Regions from separate parts of the Mus musculus genome. Here region 2 is linked to region 1. The links are chromatin loops, found by intact Hi-C in ENCODE. Cell type or tissue: left cerebral cortex. All regions are shown on one strand. Links, peaks and the distances in the headings refer to the core of each region. The heading gives the core; the rest is flanking DNA. Region 1 holds the start of Usp40 (ubiquitin specific peptidase 40). Region 2 overlaps Ugt1a10 (UDP glycosyltransferase 1 family, polypeptide A10).

Region 1 (8,333 bases), core at 45-8,044:
AAGAGGCCAGGCTGTCCTAGGTTGCTTTCTATTGCAGTGATGAACACCACCAGTAAAAGCAACGTGGGGAGAAAAGGGTTCATTTCAGACAGCTCACAGTTCATCACGAACTCAAGGCAGGGCAGCAACTCAAGGCAGGGACTAGAGGCAGAACCTGAAGTGGAGGCCATGGAGAAACCCTGCTCTCTGGCTTGTTCCCTCTGGGTCACTCAGTTTGTTTTTTATACAACCCAGGTCCACCTTCCCAAGGTTGGCACCACCCATAGTGGGCTGGGTCCTCCCACATTAATCATTCATCAAGAAAATGTCCCCACACTTGCCTCCAGGCCAATCTTATAGAGGTATTCTCTCAGCATCTGTTCCCTCTTTCCATGTGACCCTAGCTTGTGTCCCGTTTACAAACAAAACAAAATAAAGTACAAAAACAAACAACCTACCAAGAAAAAAAAAAAGTAATCAAAACCTAACTAACAAGCACATGGGTGTAAGGGGATATAGCTGCCCAGAGGGAAGCCACCTATGCCTGTGGATCTTGGCTTACAGTGTTGAGTTTTGGTCAGGGAATAAAAGTTTAAGGTATAGCTGTGATTTTTAAATAGGAGGATAAAGTACCATAAGACAGAAAGAGATATGGCCAGGAAAGCAAAGTGAAGGGGAGGTTGCTAAAAAGCAAAGTGGTCCTCCACCTGGAGTACTGAGAGCTGTGTACTCTCCCAGTCCATTTCCTGGCCCAGACCCCTTATTCCTAGCCAATGGTCATCTCCAGTCCTTTCCTCCCAACACTTCCTCAGCGTTCTAGCCACACCAGCCTCCCTCAAATGTTCCAAAGACAAATCCCTTGGACTGATGGTCACTTGGACTCTGCCACCCTCAACCCCCATCACCCTCCATCTTTATTCCTGTTCTCCATCTCTTAAACTCTCAGCTGAAATAAAAATTAGATTTCACCTGTTTCCTTCATTCACATCCTGATAGAGGTTGGAGGAGACGAGGGAGATACAAATGGGGTCTGTGCAAAGGATGGGAAGTAACCTATCCGAAGAGCTCCAGCAGGACAGACAGTTTTGTGTGCATACATGCTTGCATGGTTATATATAAACTACTTAAGGTGGATTGAAGGCGATGTAAGAAGGTTCACAGAACGTAGAGCATTTTCACAAGTTTTGTATCAGAGATATACTTTGAAGAGGAAAAACTGTTTTAAGGTTCTTTTGTTATCCTAGAGCAGAGACTATATAAATACATACTCCACTTAAATGGTGAAAGCTCTAACAGAATGTGGCTCCAACGCTTTTTGCAGGCAGCAATAAATACAAATTTTAACTTGTAAGCCGTCTGGAAAAAGAGCAGTATAACTACCCATAAATCTCCGCGTGGCGCGACGCACCCTGGGAAGTGTAGTCGCATCTGGGGTGGGGGTGGGTGGTTGGAAATCACTTTCCAGAGACACGGCCTCCTCGGCATGGCGGTGCCCGTTCGGAGCGAGTTCGTTTACTCTGTGCTGTGGCCGGGGCGGGGGTCTGGGCTATAGGCAGTAAGTGGGGCTGGGGAACTGGGCGCAGGGAGGGACGAGGGCAGCGTAGGGACGACGCCGGCGGCCTGGGGAGAGACGCCGGGCCTCTGCTGGCAGCGCGTCAGGGGTCGGGCCGCGGGGACGCGCGCCTGGTCGCGCTCCTGGGCGCTGGGCGGCTTGGTGGGCGGCAAGGCCTCTGGAGCGGCGTGACGGGAAGCCAGCCCGCGAGCTAGCTCGAGGCCTGCCTCGCGAGTTCCATTTCTTGAGCTTTTGTTCAGAGGACTGTGTTGGGAAGGAAGAAAACTGCATTTTGGCCATTCCTATCACTTAAGAGAGTGTTCTCAGCGTTTTACCCCAAATGTCCCTTCCCCACACAAGAAACAGAACAGATTCCCGCAGGTCCCCACTTCTGCAGTTGGATTCCTGGGTATGTTTTGGAAGGCCATTGGACTCCATGGCTCTAATGACCAGAGTTTTTCTTCCTCAAGGTACTTACTCCTGGCTCTCTAGTTTAGGGCCAAAGTGCTGAAACTACTGTCAAGATTAATGTGATAGGGTTAAGTCACTGAAACGCTGTGATCTGGTACTGTGTATGAAGGGATGGGGGAAGCTGAGATTTCATAATTGATGAAGGCTCCTCCCCTTCTCTCCCCCCCCCCCTCATTTAGTGATGTGGAATCCAAGAATAGTTATCGGTTCTTGTGGGTCAAGCCCTTTGTACTCAGTAACCTTTCTTTTGTCATGTGACTGGTTTAATTTACCTATGAAAAATACGCAGCCCCATTTTACATAGAAGTAAATGTTAGCTAAAATAACTTGTCCAGGATCACACAGGTTAATCAGGACCCCGTGTAGGTAGGAAAGACAAGTCAGGTCTCGCTTTCTCCAAAACACAAACTACTGTGTTTTCTGAAGAACGATTTAACAAAACAGCTACGCTCGAATAATAAGAGAAAATTGGGGGTGGAGGTACATTTAAAGAATGGAAACATTTATGTAACATATTTTCTTTAAAGGATAGCGTTTAGTTCCACCATGTTTGGGAACCTATTTGAAGAGGATTATTCCAGTGTGTCAAGTAGTCAGTATGGAAGAGGGAAGAAATTAAAGACTAAAGGTTTGGAGCCGCCTGCCCCTAGAGAATTCACCAATTTAAGTGGAATCAGAAATCAGGGTGGAACCTGTTACCTCAGCTCCCTTCTTCAGACGCTTCATTTCACACCTGAATTCAGAGGTATGCTATGTGACATGCATTTGAATAATATGTACCGTGGGCTTTATATGTAATTAGTTATGAAAAAAACATAAAAGAAAACGAATCTTAAGGTGGATTCAACAATATGTGTTTCATTGTTGCAAAGAAAGACATATATTTGCCGTTCTCTGAAGAAAATTATGAAGCTTACCATTTAAAAAATCTATTCTGTGTAGTGATGTAGTGTTTCATAACAACAGCAGCAAAAACAAGGCAAGGTATTTCTAATTCCCATAATTTGAAATACAACATAAAGAGAATTCTCTCATCTTTCTCCAGAGTAACGGTCACTTAAGACAGGGTTACACATGCAGCTTGACTTCTGCAGTGGGAAAAGTTGTCACATTATTTATACACATCCATAGTTACATATCTGCATTTCTGAGATTCAGAGAACTCTGATTCTGAGCTGATCTGTACTGAATTTGTTTGGCCTCAGAAGCTAACCTGGCTGAGGCTTCTTGGGAGTTTTAGTTCTCTCAGGAGTATGAACACTAATATATTCACAACAGGAATGTTAATCTGTTTAGTTAGCATTGTCTGCCCCAGACCTTGATAGGAATGAAAAATAGTGTACAGACACCTCCTTCATCACTCAAAAACCTGGAAATTATGAATTTCAAAGACCCAAAGGAATTGAAGTAAGGAGCTTTGTAAAGGAAACAGAAACAAAAACCTACACAGATTAGCTGTATTAGACGGCTGTGGTGAGTTACCGAGATGACAGACTATTTCTCCAGAAACCACATGCTGGAAGCCAGGCAGTCTTCACCAAAGCCTTTATTTCTTGCCTATTTCTCAACATGTTTGTCCCATTCCCATCTCTACACTCCAGCTTCCTTCATTGGCATCTCTGTGTCCTTTGATTCCAGCATGAGCCTTGTTTGACCTGTGCATGATCCGGATTGGGGGGGGGGCGGTGTCCAAATATTCATGAATATGTAGCTCATGTCTATTCTGACGACAGTCTGGTTTGGCTTGTACTTAAATGCCGAGTTCTCACTACCACACCGTTTATCAGATCTCTGGAATGTTCTGTTTCTCTGAGCTAGACTTATTTTTCTAGCGATTTAGGACATATTTACTGTTGTCCACATCTAGTGTGCCATTCTAATGCAGTGAACTGACAGATTTCAGAGTGGTATCTTGTGTCCTTGACCTCAGCCTCTATATAAAGTTGCCTCCTGATAGTAATTCTACTCTTCAGAATTTTCAGCATTACTAAGCAGTAATGAAGAAGGATATAGACCTTCCAGGTTTTAATAGGGTTGAAGTTAAAAGGCAACTTAAAGTAAAGGCAACTTAAAGTAAAAAAAAAAAAAAAAAGAAAAAAAAAGAAAAAAAATAGCCTTAAGAACAGACTTGAGAGCATGTAGGAGGTGGAGCAAGAGAAGGGTCCCAAGTTCAAAACCACATGAGACTAACCCTCTCTCAAAACAAAATGAAGAAAAAGAAACTGAATAGTAGCTATATGGCACACACCTGTAGTCTCACACACAGGAGATTAAGGCAGGAAGATTAAAAGTCTAAGGCTGGCCTGGGCTATCTAGTGAGACTGTCTCAAAACCCCAAAAAGAGAAAGAGAAGGGGGGGGGGGAATCAAAGTAGATCATGGAGAATACCAGGAGCTTGAGAGGAATAGACAAGTCCTTCCCCGTCTCTTTTAGTATGGAGTACAGTTTATTTAGGGCAATGGGTGGGGGGGAGGATTGAGGGAGTAGAGAGAGAAGAGGAGTAGAGGCAGGCCATGAGCATGTGGAGAGAACGTGGAGGGGGATGGGAGGGAGGGAGAGGGTAAGGGGAGCAAGAGCAAGCAGAGAAGAGAAGAGAAGAGAGCAAGAGCCGTAAGCTTCTCGCATGTCTTCAAGCACGTAGTTTGGCACTGGATGCAGTGTGCACTCTGCATGGTTCAGCATGGTCCTGCCGTGGAAGAGAGGAGCAGGTATAATCTGGAAAGAGTAAGGAGGAACAGATACTGAAAGAGGGAAACGGGGATGTTTTGTGTAAATGTCCTTTGTGGGGAGTGGTGTTCCATTCTATTTCCAGTACATTGCAGTGCGGAACAGTGGGAGGCTAGACTAGAAATGAGTGGTTTTGTTCCTTACCCTGTAGGCTTTTCTGCAGAGTAGGCACCAATGTTCTTCAGTAAAGAGATCTATTCACTCCGTTTATCACTTACCTCAGTGGAATGTGTCAAAACACTGGAGGCCAGTGCTGGGGCTGACAACTTCATTTTCAAGTAAGGTCATTGCCATGTCTTACTACTTGCATAGAAAGACATTTACACACCAAAAAAGGGAGGTGGGAAGGGTCTCAAGGTAGAAGACGTCCAGCCTGGTCCATAACTTGAATGGTTGGTTAGCAGCCTCACATGTGACATTTTTCTGTCTTCTGTGACTCCTCATAGCTTTTGAATCCCATAGCCAAAGACAGTGAAAACCAATCTTTTTTTTTTTTTTTTAATGCTTATAGGGTTTTTTTTTAAGGGGGTGGCGCAGTGTTAGGTATGGACTCTACCCTTAAACTACACCTTAGTCTTTGGATTTTTTTGAGGCAAAATCTTATAGAGACCAAGTTGGCCTTGATCTCAAGATCCTTCTGCCTCTGCCTCAGGAATATAGTGCTAGAGGATGTCCCATAATGCTCTGCCTGCTTATGTTTTTATGTTCTGTGGATCTGTCATACTGAAGTGTCACTTGATATCTGTCCTTAGATCTGGTGGACAGAAATCTTAAAAGAATTTGAAATGTATAGATAAAGGAGATAAATATTGCCTTAGTCACTTCTAAGTCTTTTGCTGATATTGCTTAATGAGGGTCTTGACTTCTTAAACAGTTTCCTAAGAAGAAGCCGTATCACTTACATATCTAACTCTCCTTTTTTGTTTAGAAGCTTTATTTTCTCTTGGTCCGGAAGAGCTGGGTTCTTTAGAGGATAAAGATAAACCTGATGCAAAGGTACTAAATGTATAATTTATTGGGTCTCTTAGAATATTTGGGACTTGTTTAGGGTTTTTGCATGTGTTTGTGTGTTGTGTGCATGCCTGTGCAAATACATGTTTGCTGGGGGAAAGTGTGCACATGTGTGCATGTGAGCATACAGGTGTGTGTATGTGCATGTACAGGCCAGGGGTTGATGTCCTCCCTCCATCATGCTCCACCTTATTTATTCATTGAGGTAGGATCTCTCTCTTGTACTGTTTCAGCTCTCTCCCTAACCCAGTTGTCCCTGTGATCCTGACTGCCTCCTGAGAACTGAGATTAAGGCAGGCCACCACACCCACCCAGCATTTAAGTGGGTACTTAGGGATTTGAACTCCAATGCTCATTCTTTTTTGTTTTGTTTTGTTTTGTTTTTTGGGGGGTGTTTGTTTGTTTGGTTGGTTGATTGGTTGGTTTTTCGAGACAGGGTTTCTCTGTATAGCCCTGGCTGTCCTGGAACTCACTTTGTAGACCAGGCTAGCCTCAAACTCAGAAATCTGCCTGCCTCTGCCTCCCGAGTGCTGGGATTAAAGGCGTGCGCCACCACGCCCGGCTTCCAATGCTCATTCTTATGTGGCAAGCACTTTATCCACTGCAGCTATCTCCCTAGTCCAGGAAATGTTTTTTAAGGAAAGAATTAAGTACTTTATTCATAGAAAACATTTATTACAAAGTATCATCTTCATTGACAATGGCTTGCCTCATAATTAGCAATGAAATTTTCTCCACAAAAGAATAGCTTTTCCAACTACCATGCTGCTATTGCTGCTATTATAAATATGCCTGGCTTTGCTGCGCTTATTTTCAAGGCAAAGGAGAGACTTGTAAACTATCCATGCTAGCTGACTAGAACATTCATTCCGTGCACTAACTTACCATGCACCGAATACAGAGGGGAAACCCTAGAGACCAGTATTTTCTCAACTTAGTGTTCTGGAAATACATTGAAGAAAAATATAGGAGATTGTTTTGTACATTGCTGTGGTGGAATTGTTCAAAGCATAACCCTAAGCATGCTCTCCCTGCTGGAATCTCACTCAGAGGCTTCTCATTGCACTTAGGGTCTTTTCTGTGGCACACTGATGATTTGTGGTACAGGCACATGCTTCAAAAAAAGCTGTGTGGCAAGAGATGACATTAGTAGATGCCAGTTTCTATTCAGTCTGTTGCAATCAATGCTTTTGTAGTATGTATTTTTAATGTCATGGGAATATAGGATTGTCACAGGTGTTCCTGAATGCTTATTGTCCCTCTGAATCATGAAAATTGGCCTGCACACAGGGTGTGAGAGGCCCTGCTTTCTGGCCTGGAGCTAAAAAAAAAGGGAGGCAGGTGTAGGCTAGCTGCTGAGATCTCAGCAACTGAAACATGGCTACATTAACCTGGAATGTGTATGTATGGAGATATTTTAGAGGAAAAAATAAGTATGGGAATTGTATGTCTGTGATCGTTTTTGTCGTTTGCTGGAACCCATTTTAATTTTAATATTGATCTGAAAGGAGAAAACTATCCAGATCACTAAAACCTTTTGGACTGAATAGAATTTCCAAAGGACCGAATCCTAACTAGTTCTCCCTCTATAATGAGGGATTCGTGCCTTTTCTGCTGAGTGAGCCAGAAGACAGGAGAAAACCAGTCTAGAGCTTTTGAAATCCTCACTCCACTCACGAGCACTCATCTGGATATACCTCTTTCCTCAGGTTCGGATCATACCTTTGCAGTTGCAGCGCTTGTTTGCCCAGCTTCTGCTCTTGGACCAGGAGGCTGCATCTACCATAGACCTCACCGACAGCTTCGGGTGGACCAACGATGAGGTAGGAAGGCACCAGCAGGGAGGGAGATGTCTACCATCTTCACATCTTGTTTCATGTCCTTTTATTGTGTCTCAGGGCCTCAGTACTTTGGAATGCCTTCACAGGTGAGTATTTAGCGGATTACTGAGCGTAGGCTGTTTCAGCTAGCTGTGACTTGGGACCAGGAAGAATGTTGTTAATATAAGGAGAAGGGCTGGAGAGAGGGCTCAGTGGTTAAGAGCACTGACTGCTCTTCCGAAGGTCCTGAGTTCAAATCCCAGCAACCACATGGTGGCTCACAACCATCCGTAACAAGATCTGATGCCCTCTTCTGGAGTGTTTGAAAACAGCTATAGCAGTGTACTTACATATAATAAATAAACAACTCTTTAAAAAAAACACACACACACATATATATGTATATAGAGAAATACAAGAGCCGATTTTTGACATTTGTACTAAGCAATTTTTGTGTGATTCAGTTGAGCTAACATCCATGTTACTTACTGTCTAGGGGTCAAACTGCTCATCAAGTTTTCAGTCTTCAGCCTTTTTAGAAGGCTGCCCACCTTGGTGGTGTGCTTCTTGTCTGACTCTGCTGAGAATGAACTGCCATTAGATCAGCGCTTTCCCAGATCTTTTCATTTCCCCTTCTTGACCCCTGACTTTTCATTTTTCTACCCTGAACCTTGTATCTGCTATAGACCTGACTCACTGTTCAGTTTGTATTCCTAAAAGGTGTTCCACCATGTGCAAACAAACATCTGTGGTAACAGATAAGGGTTTTGTCA
Region 2 (8,333 bases), core at 31-8,030, 140 kb before region 1:
AGTTGGCCATCATTGGGAAGAGAGGCCCCTTGGTCTTACAAACTTTATATGCCTCAGTACAGGGGAACTCCAGGGCCAAGAACTGGGAGTGGGTGGTTAGGGGAGTGGGGGGGGGGGTAAGGGGTACTTTTGGGATAGCATTTGAAATGTAAATGAAGAAAATACCTAATTAAATTTAAAAAAAAAAAAGCAAGTTCCACCTTGCCAGGCATGGTGGCTCATGCCTTTAATGCAAGCAGAGGCAGGTTGAATTCTGAGTTCAAGGCCAGCCTGGTCTACAAAATGAGTTCCAAGACAGCCAGGGAAATACAGAGAAACCCTGTCTCAAAAAAAAAAAAAAAAAAAGAAAGAAAGAAAGAAAGAAAGAAAGAAAGAAAGAAAGAAAGAAAGTAAGAAAGTAAGTTCCATTGTCACCACAGTGGATGCCCAGAAGAACCAGGTGTCCTCACAGGGTTATGACCCTAGCATTTGACTCTTACTCCTCTAATCTCTCATCCAACCTTGCCACGACATTGGGTGGCAAAGCTCTCAGACATTAATCATTAAAGGATAAATCTACCCTTGGTGCCTGATCAATCCTGATTTCAGCCAACATATTCCTGATCTTGTTTCTCTTGTAGAAAACTGACAGAACTCTCTCATTAGAAGACATCAGAGTTGATATCTGGTTTTCCTCCACTTAAAACACCAAGGTGGTATGCACACCCATCTCATTCCATGGCCAAGTTCTAACAGGCTGGCCTGAGCTCTGAGCACTTCCTGGTGTTTGGATTTACAATGCAACATTTCAGACTGTCACCCTATTGGGTAACTCTCTAAAGTCTGCCTCCCCATCCACAAGGAGCACTCACTATACTATCACATAAGAAACATTGCTGAGTCAGCTTGTCCCAGACAAGAAGGGGTTGAGGCTCTGCTGGGGTTCATTTCCCTGGGCTTCTCTGTAATCATCAGGGAACAGTTTTAGAAGCTGCTGGTTGTTGTTCTGTGTGGGAGTAAAGGAAGATATTTCACACCCAAATGAAATGACTTGATTGTAAAGCAGGGTCTACTGAGAGTTCTGCTTACAGTCATGGATGAGAGTCACCAAAACCCAAAGCACTCTTGGGCTGGACCAGGTTAAGTATTGATGTAATAAAGTAGGCTTAATGAGTGCTTGCTTCCTTCCCATAAGCCCCAAGCCTTGGACTGCCTGGGATGTGGCTCAGCCTAAAGGTCCATTTTTCTGAATGCTGGGGTTGCAGGCTTCTGTATTCATCCTGGACTCTGAGTGTTTCTGGGAAATGCTGCAAACTTGAAGCTTGCAGCGACAGATACTTCAGTACTTTAACTCACCAAAGACCAGTAGAAGACAGTGGGTGGTATTTGGAAAGATTAGAGATGTAAGAAATGAAAATCAAGTTCTTAAAGCATGGACATGGCCTGAACCATAAGCTGGGTAAACACACCAACAGAGACCTGATACAGTAACCTGTTGCTGGGATGTGCACATCACCAGTACTGAGTCACAGGGATAAATAGGACCTGTGAAAAACATATATGAGGAACTTGGACTCATTGCCCAGAGACATGTGCAGGAGACCCAGGCAAGACTTCACAGGGAAGGCAGATAACTTTTTAAAATATGCCACACCTTTAAAAGTGTCCTCAGGTATTTCAGGCAAAAGGATTTTTGAGAGGCACCAAGCAACGGTATTTGTGTTCTTCCTTGGTGTAATGAATGGAGTGTGAATTGACCCCTGAAGCCAAGATCACAGTCTGGTGGCTCCCTCACATCCACCATGCACAGACAGTGGCTGCTCTCCATGGGGGACATCAGCACCTTTCTACCTTCAGCCCAGGACAGGGCATCCCTGCCTCATATCACATGTGGACCAGGAATCCTGCAGCCATCTTTTCAGAAGCCCTGAGCAGTTAACTCTCCTCACCAGGTTCTGTGCTTCCAACATTAAAGTACCTGGTACTTCCTACATTGTGGGATCTTCTTTTTCCCAACTCCTATCCTGGTTTCACTCCCTAACTCTAGATGGGAAAAAAAGGGAAAGATAGAGGAGAGAGAAAGATAGAGGATCCTGAATCTAATTTATTTCTTTAGGTTTGACTACTCACAGACCACACCCAGGAAACCCTGTCCTGCCCCGTATAAAACAAGCAACAATACCTCCAACTATCAGGGTCCTACTATTCATATGTCCTCTGAAAAGTTCCCAGAATTCCAAAGGTCACACAATCACAGCAACTGTCTGCAGCTGGCAAAACCATGCCTCTGCTAGAGCACAAGGCAAATCACAGTCAGCTGCTGTGGACAGTCTGAAGCAGCCCCATATCTCTGGGATTAAAAACTAAAACATATTCTCATATTTCTGTTTTTAAAGAAATTAAAATGCCAAAATTACTGCTACACTAGTTTCTTCATCTTACCACCAGGCCACCTGACAAAGTGGATTGACACAGGACAGCATGTAATTCTCCAGAAGTTAGTCAATACAGAATAAATCCACCCAAGTCCTTCACCACTCTCCTGTCTTACATCCTCATTTTCAAGGACTCTAACCTTCTCACTTCCATCCAAGAACTATTCCCATGACCCACTGCTCCCACAAAGGGCACAGTTCACATCTTTTTCCAATCCCAGAGAACGGCTATGGCAACCCATTTCATTTCACTTCCAGCCTCCATATCTAACAAGTTGCAGTTGAGCTCTGGACAGTGTCTGATGCCTTGGACCCTGGTGCAATCACTGCATGTGATCTCAGAGCTTTGATTTGAAGTGTGCCATTAAAAAGGCTCACTGTTGAGAGCTTCGGCCCCACCTGGTGGCACTATTGAGTCAGTGGATGGTGAAGGGGCTGACTCTCCACAGGTACATTTATACTTGCCTGTCCTTTAAGGAATAGCCACTTCCTGATATCCTCTCTGCCATAATGTTCCTGCTTTGCCAAAGGCCTAAAGAACATGGAACCTGCCTACAATGAGCTGGTGCTTCTTAAATCACGAGTCAAACTAAAACTTCCCTGCTTTAACCTATGTCTCTTAGAAACTTGTCACAGCAGTGAAATGTCTGTTTAGTAAAATTTAAGTCTCTCTTCCCATTCTTAAGAGGGACCCAGTGCATGATGAATATACATGATGGCTAGGACAATACAAAAGGAAACCTCAAGCCACCATTGGCTCCCTCCTATGGTTCATACACTGCAAAGCTATAGTGACTGGATACAATATTGGCAGGTGCTTGTTGCCATCACAGATGGGATTAGCTAGAAGAAACACAAACTCAAGAACCATTGATGTGATTCTACGAGGGAACTTTTCAGAATTCTATATCTACTATAAAGAAAGAAGCTACATAGTTTGGGGGCATCCAGAGGAAAGAAAAAGAACAGGGAGGAGGGTATTGAGGACTGCAAAGTACAGGATCTCAGGACTGGAGAAGAGTAAAACTCTGTGAGGAGCCAGAGGAAAGAAAGTGAGTGTGCTGGTTGCTGGAAACATTCTGGAAAACATGTTCAGAGGGCCAAGAGCTGCAACTTGTGTCCCTAAGGCCTGCAAGAGGACTGTGACCCACAAATTTTCCACCTACTGCAGCTTCTTCCTCAGCAAGGAGGGAATTACAAGAGGTGGGGTGGCACAGCCCCACTGTGTTCTTAATAGGGGTGGAGGGGCAGCTGGAGTGGTCAGCCTGAACCCATGGTTGTGCACAGAGAGAGTGAATTAAAAACACTGCCTGATCTCCAGCCATGTGAACGCAGGAAACAAACACGTCCACCAGGGGGCGAGCAACAGTAGCAGAGAGAAGGCTCCCAGATCTGAGGATCATCCAGAACTGCAGTGGGAGGAGGATGCCCTGGGAACAGCAAGAGGGCTCCATTTGCACTTCATTACCACAGTAGTGCTTTAGTCGTATATTAACCAGGAAAAAGAACAGGGAACAACTCTTTACTCCTTTTCATATTCCTAAGACACAAAAGGTTAAAAGAAGAAAGTAAAATTAGTTAAGTTGGGATTAAACAGATGGCTCAGCACTTGCTGTTCTTGCAGAGGAACTGAGTTGTGTTCTCAGGATCCTCATCAGGTGTCTCCAACTCCAGGGGATGCATCGCCCTCTTCTGGCCTCTGTGGGCACTGCACCACAGTCTCTATTCCTCTCTTCTCTCTCTCTCTCTCTCTCTTTCTCTCTCTCTCTCTCTCTCTCTCTCTCTCTCTCTCTCTCTCTCTGTCTCTCCCCCTCTCTCCCTGAAAAATTTTCTCTTGGAAAAAAGTTATTTCTAAAAGTTAAAAAAATGAGAAAATGGAAAAAGGTCATATTTAGAATATACCAAGAGACTTCACAATTTAAAAGTAAGTTAAACAACAAATGTCAACATAAGAGTTGATGAGTTTCCTGTCTGAAGATGTGCTCAGTAACTTGGAAAGAGCTGTAGAAAGCATCGTCAGTCATAAAAAAGTGGCAAACCATAACTGGGATGAGATTCAACAGAAAAATTCCAATGGCTAAACAGAAAATGTGCTAATAACACACGTTAATGAGAAATGAGTAATTGAATCTCATATAAACCACTCTCAGGTATAAAATAGTCCAACTGCTTTAGAAAATAGCTTGGTAATTTATTATGGAAACTTGGGGTTCAGGAATCCCAATTTTAGGCATTTACCCTGGAAGATGGAAAAACGATAGCCTGTGGAAAACCAAAAAGAGGTATTTGACAAAGCAGCCACAACTTGCTTGGGAAGGGGACCTGTAGTGGAAGGGACTCTATCACAACACAGGATACTGACGGGTGACAGTGAATCTGAGCAAATGCAAGGAACATGTGCATGCCACAATCACAAGATAACACCATTGTTGGTACCATGGGCATGTGGAAGTACATCTACTCTGGGTAGATAGATAGATAGATAGATAGATAGACAGACAGACTTTTAGATAGATAGATAGATAGATAAATGATAGATACACTTATAGATAGATAGATAGATAGATAGATAGACTTATAGATAGATAGATAGATAGATAGATAGATAGATAGATAGATAGATAGATTAGATAGATAAGCAAGCTTCGCAGGCTGGAAAGAAATACAACTCCTGTCTTTTAGCTGATACAATCTTCCATTTAGAAAAATCCTAAGACATCTGCAACAAATTTCAACCATAAATAAATACAGCAAGATTAAAAAAATACATCATTTATATGAAAAGTGAACCATATTTCTAGTAATATAAAATTCAAACTTAAGCTAAGATAATCTTATTTAAAACTAAAATATGTTGGCCAGAGACAGCACAACAGTTAAGAGCACTTGCTATTCTTCCAGATGATTAGACTTGGGGACCAAGTAACTATGTCAGGTGGCTCAAAATTGCCAGTTACTTCAGCTCCAGGGATTCTACACCCTCTTCTGGCCTCTGATGGCACCCACACATACATGCACATAACTCCACACCAACACATGAACAAACACTCATACAATATCATAGTGATAGGTTGAAAACATAAGCCTTAAAAGAGAAGAACCTAGGAAATATATTAAAGAAGACCAAAGCACTCAGAACAAAATCCCACATTGACAGAACAGAGCTGGTAACACTGTTAGGATGAATCACAAGAAAACTAGGGGGACTGGCTCCCTGGGGAGTGTGCTGACAGCAACAGGGCTGACAACTGGAGCTCAGATCTCTAGAAGCAACATATAGCAGATGTGGATGCATGCATCTGTAACTCCAGCACACCTACAGAGAGATGGGAGGCAGAGACAAAAGAATCCATAAGGCTATTGGCCCATCTAGCCTGACTCCACAGCAATGAACAACTGTCAACCCTGTTTCAAACAAAGGCACAAGGTTGTGTTCTGACCACCACATAAGCTCTCCTGTACCTGCACGCAACTACAAAAATACACATGCATGCACGCACATACACATCTCCCTCACACTTACACACATACAAAGAAACTATAAAGGAATATAAAGTAAGTATATCATATGCAGAGGACATCTCAAATTTTCTTTCTTTAAACTCACTTATAAGAGTAAGATAAAAAGATACTTTGGGGAGAGATTTATATTTAGAATGCATATATTCTACGTGCATTAGAACTCAGCCACAACTACAGAAGCAATTTTGAGACATGCAATGGCCTTGGTGTCCTCCCCACAAAAGACATGCAAGTATCCAATAGGCATTTGAAGAGATGGTGACTATCAAGCCATTATGGAAATGAAAATAAAAACTATGAGAAACCATTCATGCCTGCTAGGATAGCCTCAATTTCTAGGTGGAAAATAACAAGTATTAACAAAGAGGTTGAACAAGTGGAATCTTTTGATCACTAATCATAAATATTTAGTGAGAATATAAAATAGTGACAAAACTGAAAGAAATTTTAGGTCTTTCGTAATTTAAACATACAGTTGTTATGAGGCCCAGCAATTCCACTCTTGAACATATATTCAAAAGCACCAAAATTGTATTCAAAGCCTTGTACCAAAGTGTTCCTGACAGCACTGTTCTGAATAATGGTAACTACTCATATTATGTAAACTCTTACACCATTAAACTGATAAAATGCGAGATATTCATACCCATAATAATAGTCACAAAAGTGAAGTACATGCTACAACATGGATAAACCTTTAAAACATACTAAGAAAGTTGGCACAAAAGATCTCAAATTCTACTTTAAATTTCCAGTATAGGCAAGTCCATGGAGATGGCAGGGTAAAGGTTGTCCAGGCTTATGGTTATGGGATGTCATTAGGAAACGAACGGGAATTGTTGTAACTGTCGACCAATATGAACATAAAAACATTATACATAAACTTACCTAGCTGGTAGTTTTAAACTACAGACCTGACACAACCTAAATTCACCTGAGAAGGGAGTCTCTCCACTGAGGGATCACTTAGGGCAGACTGGTCTATGGGCTTGCTTATGGGAGATGTCCTTGATGCTCAGTTGCTGTGGGGGTGGGTGCTGGGCTCACTGTGAACACACTGCTCTCTGGGCAGGTGGCCTCAGCTGTGTGAGAAAACTACTTCAGCCTGAGCCTGAGTGAGGCAGCAAGCAGCTTCTTCACAGGGGGTCTGCCTGGCCCTTCCTGCTTGAGTTCTTGTCCTGACTCCACTCAAGTCTGTGACCTGCAAGAGTAAGCCAAAGAAATCCTTCCCTTCTCTAAACTGCTTCTGGTCAGCGTGTTTTATCAGGCAACAGACAGGAAACTAGAACAACAACAACCCCAAAATCACTAAGCTGTAGTCATTAAAAGAGTAAGTATATCTATCATATGCAAACAAAATCTGAAGTTTTCTTCCTTTAAACTCACTTATAGGAGAAAGATAAAAAAATATGCAAAACAATTTGAGAAATTTAAAAGTCACTCCTCTGATCTGGTATTGCCTAAATTATTAGCTAAATCTCAAGCTATTTAGACACTGATGTAGAATTTTGCCTGGGAGCCTGGACTTCGTCCAGCCTTTATAACTGATTAACAGAAAATGGCAGCCCAATTGTTTCCTAACCTCCAAGGAGAGAAGGCAAACACTGAGGGAAGCCACAGATCACAGGCAGTGTGTGCACTGCATTAAAGAGTTGCTTCCAAAAGTGCCTGCTAAGGATGAGTCAGCATTTGTGGGGAGGGGAATAGGGAGGACACTGTACTTAAACCCAACCCAGGCTTTATTTTCTTTGCAATGTTCTATCCTCTCTCCCCTTTCTTCTGTGCTACTCTTCCCTCCTTCCCTCTCCTCCTCCCTTCTGTGCTCTCCCTCATCCTCCCATTTCCCTTTTCTCTCCCTCCCAGGCTGTCCTTGAATCCATCATCCAACCCCTCAACTTTCCAGAGTGTCCAGAGTGCTCAGATTAGAGATTTGTGCCCTTACAAGACCTTGATCTTCTTATACACAAAGCAAGAGAACCAACCAACCTTCCTTCCTTCCTTCCTTCCTTCCTTCCTTCCTTCCTTCCTTCCTCCCTCCCTTCCTTCCTTCCTTCCTTCTTTCCTTCCTTCCTACCCTTTTCTCTCTTTACATCTTTCTTTCCTTTGCTTCTGTTTTCTAACTGTGATGGGAATTGAACTCATACCCTCACATGTGCTTGGCAAACAGGAGTGTACCCCACTTAGCTACATCCCAAGACGGGATCACCCATAGAATGTTTACAGCCCTGTGCAACCAGGAGTCCCCCTGGCTCCAAGCATGCCTGTCACAGTAGGTGTGAAAAAATCAGACAGGATCTACTTGAGGGTTTCTTTCAGATGACATGAAAGACATGTGACCTGAAGACCTTCAAAAGTCTTGAATTCAAAACTCAAAAATACATTAGTACTTTCCAGAGC

The links. A loop is a pair of places that touch in the nucleus more often than their neighbours do. Peaks named below come from ENCODE experiments on the same cell type or tissue, not always from the same donor. Only the 100,000 strongest peaks of a DNase experiment are listed, where the experiment ranks them.
Region 2: it touches region 1 in a loop (2.1-fold over the local background); 2 of 42 quality-filtered maps call a loop at or near these places.

Annotation. Positions count from the first base shown.
Region 1 is chr1:88,001,639-88,009,971 of GRCm38, reverse strand. Usp40 (ubiquitin specific peptidase 40) reads left to right here and starts at 1,421. Exons shown (of 32, transcript NM_001198573.1): 1 at 1,421-1,534; 2 at 2,530-2,747; 3 at 5,658-5,725; 4 at 7,450-7,563. The coding sequence starts at 2,549. In left cerebral cortex, for the core only: no CTCF peak of the experiment used is centred there; DNase peaks (open chromatin) are centred at 1,432, 1,648, 2,355 and 4,821; H3K4me3 peaks cover 1,548 bases; H3K27ac peaks cover 1,385 bases.
Region 2 is chr1:88,139,927-88,148,259 of GRCm38, reverse strand. The region is part of intron 1 of Ugt1a10 (UDP glycosyltransferase 1 family, polypeptide A10); the gene reads right to left. All of the region lies in intron 1 of Ugt1a9 (UDP glucuronosyltransferase 1 family, polypeptide A9), which reads right to left. All of the region lies in intron 1 of Ugt1a8 (UDP glucuronosyltransferase 1 family, polypeptide A8), which reads right to left. The region is part of intron 1 of Ugt1a7c (UDP glucuronosyltransferase 1 family, polypeptide A7C); the gene reads right to left. It also overlaps Ugt1a6b and Ugt1a6a. Among named protein-coding and RNA genes, the nearest start is that of Ugt1a6a, 9.3 kb to the right of the region's middle. In left cerebral cortex, for the core only: CTCF peaks have their summits at 2,849 and 3,722 (motif pointing right); DNase peaks (open chromatin) are centred at 3,784 and 4,059.